Regions from separate parts of the Homo sapiens genome. Here region 1 is linked to region 2. A link is a loop called in an ENCODE intact Hi-C map of the cell type or tissue named here. Cell type or tissue: mammary epithelial cell. All regions are shown on one strand. Links, peaks and the distances in the headings refer to the core of each region. The heading gives the core; the rest is flanking DNA.

The links. Peaks named below come from ENCODE experiments on the same cell type or tissue, not always from the same donor. Only the 100,000 strongest peaks of a DNase experiment are listed, where the experiment ranks them.
Region 1: a loop joins it to region 2, with 5 times the contacts of the local background. A loop is called at or near these places in 7 of 110 quality-filtered maps.

The regions. Positions count from the first base shown.
Region 1 is chr18:80,155,961-80,160,346 of GRCh38, reverse strand. PARD6G (par-6 family cell polarity regulator gamma) reads left to right here. Exons shown (of 3, transcript NM_032510.4): 3 at 1-3,115. The coding sequence ends at 576. All of the region lies in intron 1 of PARD6G-AS1 (PARD6G antisense RNA 1), which reads right to left. Among named protein-coding and RNA genes, the nearest start is that of PARD6G-AS1, 10 kb to the right of the region's middle. RefSeq lists a silencer at 528-597. In mammary epithelial cell, for the core only: a CTCF peak has its summit at 2,421 (motif pointing left); no DNase peak of the experiment used is centred there.
Region 2 is chr18:79,789,035-79,793,420 of GRCh38, reverse strand. No RefSeq gene overlaps it. Among named protein-coding and RNA genes, the nearest start is that of KCNG2, 6.7 kb to the left of the region's middle. In mammary epithelial cell, for the core only: no CTCF peak of the experiment used is centred there; a DNase peak (open chromatin) is centred at 1,690; H3K27me3 peaks cover 167 bases.

The DNA.
Region 1 (4,386 bases), core at 80-4,079, 370 kb before region 2:
GGGCTGGAGAAGGTGCCCGGCATCTTCATCTCGCGCATGGTACCCGGGGGCCTGGCGGAGAGCACCGGGCTGCTGGCTGTGAATGACGAGGTCCTGGAGGTGAACGGCATTGAGGTGGCCGGGAAGACGCTGGACCAGGTCACGGACATGATGATCGCCAACAGCCACAACCTCATCGTCACCGTCAAGCCCGCCAACCAGCGCAACAACGTGGTGCGCGGCGGCCGCGCGTTGGGCAGCTCGGGACCGCCCTCGGACGGCACCGCGGGCTTCGTGGGTCCCCCCGCCCCGCGCGTCCTGCAGAACTTCCACCCCGACGAGGCGGAGAGCGATGAGGACAACGACGTCGTCATCGAGGGCACACTGGAGCCTGCACGTCCCCCCCAGACCCCGGGCGCGCCCGCAGGCAGCCTCTCCCGGGTCAATGGCGCGGGCCTGGCGCAGCGGCTGCAGCGGGACCTGGCCCTGGACGGCGGCCTCCAGCGGCTGCTCAGCTCCCTGCGGGCCGACCCCCGTCACAGCCTGGCGCTGCCGCCAGGCGGCGTGGAGGAGCACGGGCCCGCGGTCACGCTCTAGACTCCCGAGAGGCCCCCAAATCCTAGCTCCAGTTCCCCGGTAAGGACAGGGACAGGACCTGCAGACTGCATCCGCTCATTTTTTGTTGTTTTTGTGACCACAAAAACAACGCTGCTCTTTGTTTCAACTTCCGGATATAAAAACACAAGTATTGCCTATTTTTATAGAATTTCGCCACAGAACTTAAAATGAACGCCTGTAGAGACACTCTATACCAGGCCTGAGTGCAGGTCTTGGCGCCTTTGCAAAGTGATAGAAAAGATCTGACCAAGTGCAAAAAAATGCTTTTTAAAATTTTTACAAATACTTTGTTTTTAAAGTGAAGCTTTAAAATTACTTTTTTAAAATAGTCAAATTCATGTTTTTAAGTAAGTTGGCCCATGCAACATATCTCAGCATTCTTGCTGTGCTCTCTGCTGACTTGCAGGCGAGGCCGACTGTGCTGATGTACGTGACAAGAGGCTGGTTTTTAATAACGAATGCAGCCAGGTGCAGTGGCTCACGTCTGTAATCCCAGCACTTTGGGAGGCCTACGTGGGCTGATCACGAGGTCAGGAGGTCGAGACCAGCATGGCCAACATGGTGAAACCCTGTCTCTACTAAAAATATAAAAATTAGCCAGGTGTGGTGGCAGGCGCCTGTAATCCCAGCTACCTTGGGAGGCTGAGGCAGGAGAATCGCTTGAACCCGGGAGGCAGAGGTTGCAGTGAGCTGAGATCGCACCACTGCACTCCAGCCTGGGTGACAGAGCAAGACTCTGTCTCGGGAAAAAAAAAAAATACACCCAAACCTGTCCATGTACAACCATGGAGATGAATTCCAGATTTTCACACTGTTCATAGTCATAATTCGGTTGGGACAGGAGAGCTCCCACCAGCACACTTATGGCACCCGCAGCTGTGGAATTGTTCCGGGGCTTTTTTTTGTTTGTTTTGAGACATAGTGTCTTGTTCTGTCATCCAAGCTGGAGGGATCTCAGCTCACTGCAACCTCCGCCTCCTGGGTTCAAGCAATTCTCCTGCCTCAGCCTCCCAAGGAGCTGGGACAGGCACATGCCACCATACCCAGCTAATTTTTGTATTTTTAGTAGAGATGGGATTTCACCACGTTGGTCAGGCTGGTCTTGAACTCCTGACCTCAGGTGATACGGTCCCCCCTCAGCCTCCAAAAATGCTAGGATTATAGACGTGAGCCACAGCACCAGACCAGGGGCTATTTTTGTGACCCACATAGGTGGCCCATTCAGCCTCAAGGGGAAATCCAGGGTAGGAAGCAGCAGCTCTGCTGGACTGGGCTCAGCAGTCCCATTTGGGATGTAAGCCTCTATTGCCTCTAAGATGACCCTTTTCCTGTGGGTTGACTGACTCTGAGGGCGATTTCGGAAATGTTTTCAGCAGAAATGAAGGATAAGCATCGCACATGTCCAGCAATGTCTTTGAGAATGCAGTCATTTGCACGTGAGTTCTCATCTTTGTTTTCTGAAACAGACGTTTCTTTTAGTAAGTCACAATACATGCTAATTTTCATTTCTAGAATGGTCACTGGCAGTTCTCACTTTTAACTATAAGAAGTCACGTGGAACTTAGTGATTTTTAACAAATACTAAATTCATCCTCACTTTATGTTGATCTTCCAGCAACGTTTATATATTTAGTAATTTTAAAAATTCCTATTTGATACAATTAAATTTTATATAATGTGTTTTGCTTGAATAAAATGTTACATTTATACTTTGAGAACTCTGACCAAATCTTTCATACAGATACAGGTAAAGAAATATTTTTCTAGGTTGTCGGAGCTGCGTACCTCCCGCTGCTTCTCCTTGTGGTCCAGCACCACCTGCTGGTCAGTGGCAGAACTGTCCTGACTTCGTGAACATGGAACTGCTAAGAGGGAAAACTGCATCTCAGCATTTTCATTTTTTCTGAATATTAAGTGAAAAGCAAGTTCTATTTTTAAGAAATAGCTTTTGCTGAGGAGTTGTGAATTCCTGCACCTGTGTTTGATGTTATTTGTATGCAATGGATTGCTGGCCCTTTGTTCCTAAGCAAGAGAAGACCAAAGATGCTTCCCCATGACCTCTCCGGTGAGGATCCGCACCCCCCGGACTTGCTCTCTGATGAAGGGCATGTCGTTCAGTGCCCCAGCAGTCAGAAGCAGTTTTTGTGGAACTAAAACTAATAATGTTACCCTCACAAAGGAAATGTTCTTTTACTAAGTTATTGCTGATTCTTGAATGTCTGTTATATAACTGGGTCGGCTATCAAGAAGGAAGGTTATATTTCTTATCACATTTTAAGTTGTTAAGCAAATGTGAGTTTTTTTTTAAGAAATGAGGCTTTCACTGAGATTTGTGTGCTATTCATAATTTTAGGAATTACTGCTTAGAACAGCTGCTTGGGTGTATTTTTCTACACAGGTCTGTACTTCTGCCACTTTCTCCTTTTAAAAAAACAAAACTATGCATATTATGTATTAAAGTTTTCTTGGTTTTATATATCAGAGAATAAAAACTTTTTTGACTTTTGAGTAAACAAAATGCATGAATATTTCACCTGTGTTCTAAGTGGAAGAGAATACCAGAGATAAAGTAATCCCTCAAAGAGAATGACAGATTTATCAAGTGCTTATCATGTACCATCTTTCACGGAATCCGCACATACTCTCTGAGGGACGCAGATGAGAAAATGGGCCCAAGCTCATCAGATAGACAGATGACAGTCCAGAACCCTCTCTCGAAGTCTTTTTGAAAAAGCTTTTCTGAATATTTATACAGCACACAGTCCTTCCTAAATGTGCCCTGGTTGGCACGGTTTTCATTAACACTGTCGTTCTGGCAGCCATCAAGAGTCAAATTACAATTACAAATTCAGTTACTCAGCAAATTACAGATGTGATCACATTGAGCACCAGCATCCTGGAAGCAGCACAGGTACCCTACTAGGAGCTTCACAAGTACTCGCCACCTGCTGAGTCCCCACAGCAACTCTGGACTGTCGGCAGCTGGACAGTTGACCCCCACAGTCTGATGAGGCAGGAGTCAAGTGCCAACACTGGGTACACTCTCCAAAACTAATGTCCGCTTTCAGCAGGATGAGATACGAGGCTTAAGTGTAAGCAGAGGCCACATGTGCCCCTGGCTGCCAGCCGGGTGTGGCCTCAGGCTTGGGTTTCCCTGACCTGATAGTCCACATCATATGGCAAATTTATTCACAATTTGGTGAGGGTATTTAATATTTTATGGTTTCACATAAAATGATCACAGCGAGTGAGAGTTTTGTGGCAAGGTGCAAAAGTATCTAAAAAATGCCATGATTGTTGTGAAATCTATATTAGCGAAAATCTAAATTTTCCAACAGAAGGACATGTAAGTTACCTGCACCTCTGTGGAATGTTTTTAAAGGATGCAAGTATGAACTAAGTGTGGTAGGGTCAACTTTTGATCCTTGCATTTTAAAAGTTGGCACTAGTATGAAGTTTTTTATGGCAGCACTAAAACTCACACGGTCTGAATAGTTTATTAAAATGGTGTAAGGCTGCACTAATGGCCAGTTCCCAAATGCACTAAGATACTTAATGTGTACCATTCCTACTGAAAGTATGAACCTACTTAGCTGATTTCCAGCTTGCCCATTTCTGGAAAGGTAAGCTGCTCAGCGTGAGCTCAAGGACCTCCTGTTTCAAACAAACCGGAGGGTGAACCCTCGTCCCCTCGAACAGCTTGTTTAAAGAGCACCTGCTGGTCAGGCACAGTGGTGCATACCTGTATTCCCAGCACTTTGGGAGGCCAAGGCGGGCAGATTGCCTGAA
Region 2 (4,386 bases), core at 136-4,135:
GTGAGCTGTGATTACACCACTGGACATCATCCTGGGTGACAGAGAGAGACCCTGTCTCAAAAAAAAAAAGAAAAAAATTAAAAAGAAAAAAGAAAAGGAAAGAAAGGAAGAAAAGAAAACGAATAGCAAGCCTCTGTGTCCACTGGCTTATCTGTCTTGGGTGCTAAGCCTCTTGGGCAGGGGCACCTTCTTATCTGTGTCCTTGGGCCTTGGCATGGGCCGGGCTCTGAAGCATGCTGTCCGCAAGTGTTCACTGAAGGTGGAAATGAGGAAGTGGGTGGTACTGTCATAAACTTAGATGTCAAATTACTTTCTTTACTAGTATTTTCCAAATTAGTCATTTTCTTCTAGACATTTACTATAATTTTCATATCTTGGCTGATTTTCAAAATAAGATGATATATTCTGCAGCTTTTCCGAGATAGGATTGACACCATACAAGTCACCCATTTAAGTTGCACCATTCAGTGGTTTTCAGTTTATTCAGCGCGTGCAGCCGTTGCTACATCCATTTTAAAGCATTTTCACCACCCCACCGAGAAACCTGTGTCCCTCAGCCCTCCCGACCTCCGCCCGCTGCCTTCCCCGTGCGTGGTACTGAGGGGACCCAGGAACTCACCTTCTGCAGTGCGGGAGGAGCTCCCACGGACGTCAGTCCCCGGGCTTCTGTCTGTCTTTCGGACACGTTCATTCTCCTGAACATCTGCCTGGCTCTCTGCTCTCTTCCTTTTTTTCTGTTTCTTGTTCATGGGAGACAGGGGCCCGTTTCTGGCATCTGCAGCCTCCCTCTCTGCGTGCTGAGGGGAAGAGGCTGTGGCGTGGCGGGGCTTGTGGCCCACTGGGCAGCTGCTCGAAACGCGCGTCCTTCTGTTTCCCGGTCCCTGATGTCTCGCCCGCGTTTATAGTGTCGTCTGTGTCCGTGCGGTTCCCCCAGGTGCCCGCAGGCCCATCCCTCTCCCAGGAGGCGGGTGCTGCCCCCGGTACCTCTTCTCAGCGCCAACCGGCTTTGACAGCAGACGCTTCACCTCACAGGGAACACAGGGTCTCTCTGCAGCTGTCTCAGGCCTCCTCCTCTGTTCATTACTTTAATCTCTACCCTAAATTCCCTAACTCCTCATTTACTGTGATTCTACTTCCTCATCTTAACTTGAGCTCCAGATGGGAAGCGGTCCACTGAAACCCGCACACGTTCACTCTGCGAGTCCCTGGCTGCCGAGTGCATTCTTGGCGAGGGAGACGACTGTGCTCTGGGGTCTCGGACCCACGTGTGGTGCAGAGGATAAGACCACCTTCCACTCGGCTAATAGTGTGCTCCTGAAATTTGTGTAAATTAAAACGTTGGAAGTGGATTCAAACGTATACACGACTCTGGTGGGCTCTCTGACGAACAGCTCTTCATGCCAAATTCTTTTGTAACGCGAGCACTTGCGTTCTTACCGAGCTGTTGGCAAGGGAGCAGTTTCATACGTTCAGTTATCTCAGCCCAGGGGGCATCCCAGCAGTGACCTGCACCTTCTGTGATCACTTCCTTCCCTCTTGCTGAAAGCAAGCTGCATGTGGTTGAGGCCAGCAAACAATGCTATGCGGTTTTCATATTTCTGAACGTTCCTAATCAGTGTCCTTAATGGACAGCTTACGTAACGCTTCCCGATAGTGCCTTTGCTATTACGAAACGTTCCTGATGCAGCAAGCAGCCGGCGCTTCCTCCGAGCATCTCACCGTTTCATTTAAACCCACAGTGGAATGCAGACGTCCTTTCTGTCTCTGTCAATTTTGTGCTGTGAATGTAACATTCCATTTCACTACTGTCACAGTTCTGGGAAATGGCCTTGGATTTGATGAGGAAACCCCTGTAAGTTATTTGCACTGTCCAGCCCTGCACCGTGTGCTGTGAAAGGTTGTGGGTGACTGGGGCTTCCTTTTGCTCCCCAATTACGTGGCATCCATGACATTCTCAACAGAGATATTTCTCTTCTGTGAATGGAGTGGTTTACCTTTATGTAGTTCAATAAATATTTGTTCACATGTTGTGTTAAGCACCTACCCAGTGCCGTGTGCCAGGCGCTGCAGTGCCTGGACATTCACCAGACACAGCCTCTGCCCTGGAGAGGCTGGAAAACTCTGTGGAAGAAAACAACAACCTATGTAATTAGCTGCATTGAAAGCCACACTCGGGAACAATATGATGATAAGACCCAAGGCCAGGAGGTGCTGCTGTCATTGCTCAGGAAAGATAATGGCCCGACAGTGTCAGCTCCTCCTGTAAAACGTGCTTGAAATTCTACCAAAAACACAGGCTGCCACCCCCTGCCCCCTACCAACTTCGATCTCCACAGAAAATTTGTTCAGATCATAGAGGCAGGAGGCAGCACTGAGAAAGAGGGAGAATCAGAGGGAGAATGGAGGGAGAAAGTGCTAGAGAGAATGAGAGGGAGGGAGAGAAAACCAGAGAGGGAGAGAGAGAGGGAGAGAAGGGGGGGGGCAGGGAGGGAGAGAGAGGAGAGAGGGAGGGAGGGAAGGAAGGAAGGAGGGAAGGAAGCAGTCCCGTCTGTCCCTCAAACCCCGTTAGAGCAAGGAGCCATTCTCAGACGAATAACAAGCCGCAGGCATCTTGGCCTGCCTTGGAAGCAGCCACCTTCCCGGTAACAAGTCAGTGCATCAGAGCAGGTGCATGGAGAGAACAGGTGTTTCCTGCAAATGACAGTGAGGGTGGCGCGAAAGAGGCTCAGTGGAACGGGTGAGGCAGAAAGTAAGGGACTCAGCACCCACAACGGTGGTGGCCCAGCCTCCTGGGATGGGACTGGGTTTTGGGTCTGCATGTGGGGACCGGGTTTCAGGGTCTGTGTGGTTTCTCCCTAACTGGAAAAGACTTGCCTCCTTCCTCCACTCCCAAACCCTGGACACTCTGGGCCAGCACAGCAGCCCCTACAGGTCTGAGCTCCGTCTTCCCCTGTCTCCCGCCTCCTGTCCACCCCTTCAAACTCTCCAGCTTCTCCCAGAGGACGCCACTCCGCGGCAGGTGCACAGTCCTTTGTGTGCTCATCTTTTAAACATATGCTGCCTCTCCGTCCATGAGTGGCAAGACCGCTGCCTATAAGGACACGTGCATTTCAGGCAGAAACGCGCTTACGATGGGAGGCTTCCTCCATGCGCTGCCGCCTCGCGTGGGTGCTAACAGCGCCCTTGCACCGCATCCTCGGAAGGCCCCGCCACGCTCTTGTGTCTCCTGCCCGTTCATTCTTGCAGGACAGCTCCGGCACCCGGGGCTTTTGGCGGTGCTCTGCTGGGGAGCGGGATCACTAGTCTCCGGGGCCCAGGGTGAACGCAGGAGTCCCCTGGTCTGACCACACCAGTCTACGGCCTCGCACCTGCCCATGGTGAGAACCGCAGCTCCACAGCGGGCGCCATGGAGCCGTGCTCCCCGGGACAAGGAGGGGCACGGACGTCCCCTTCCTTGGCACAGGAGGCACCTCTGAGCAATTTAGGAATTTCTGTACTTCTTATGAGACTAGAGTCTGGTCATGGCCTCTGGAATACCAAGGACAAGACGAGGTCCCTGCGCAAAAAGCCTGGGGCCCGGGAATTTCCCGCAGCGGCCCCTGTGGAGGCTCCTGTCCCCGCCAGCGTCCAGCCCGCGAGCCCGTTCCTCATTCTGCCTCTCGCGTGTGCACCGCGCTGTGCGCCCGTGGCTCTAAGGCCTGGTCCGTGGATGGGCTGCTTTCCTTGCGGGGAGCCTGAGCCGGCCGGGCTCCAGGGCCTCCTGTGCCGCTCAGGGCAGTGCTTGGCCTGTTCACGTCTTGCCCCCGCGGCGGGGGGCATGCGGGGCCCCCTGGGAGCAGCGGAGCCGTGGGGTTTCCATCCTGGGAGGGCACGGAGGTTCCGTGGGAGGTGCCTCGCTCAGATTCTGTGGTGAGCCCACCCGTGCTGCTGACTCACACCCGTATGTGCCTGTGTGCCCAGGTCTGTGAGATGGGAGTGCGTGTGCAAGTGTGCTTGAGTGTGCGAGTGTGCAGGCGTGCACGTGTGAGAGTGCGTGTGTGCACGTGTGTGCATGTGTGAGTGCATGCGTGTGTACGAGTGTGCGTGCATGTGCATGGTGTGAGTGTGCATGAGTGCGTGCATGCATGTGGGTGTGGTGTATGTATGTGTGCATGCACGTGTGTGCATGTCTGTGCGTGCATGTGTGTGTGCGTGCGTGTGCATGCGTTTGCATGTGAGTGCGTGCCTGTGTGCATGTGTGCGTGCATGCATGTGTGGGTGCGTGTGTGCATGCACGTGCATGTGAGTGTGCGTGAGCGTGTGTGAGTGTGCATGTGTGAGTCTGAGTGTGCATGTCTGTATGTGTGAGTGTGCATATATGTGCGTGCTCTCTCACCCTGCCTCGCC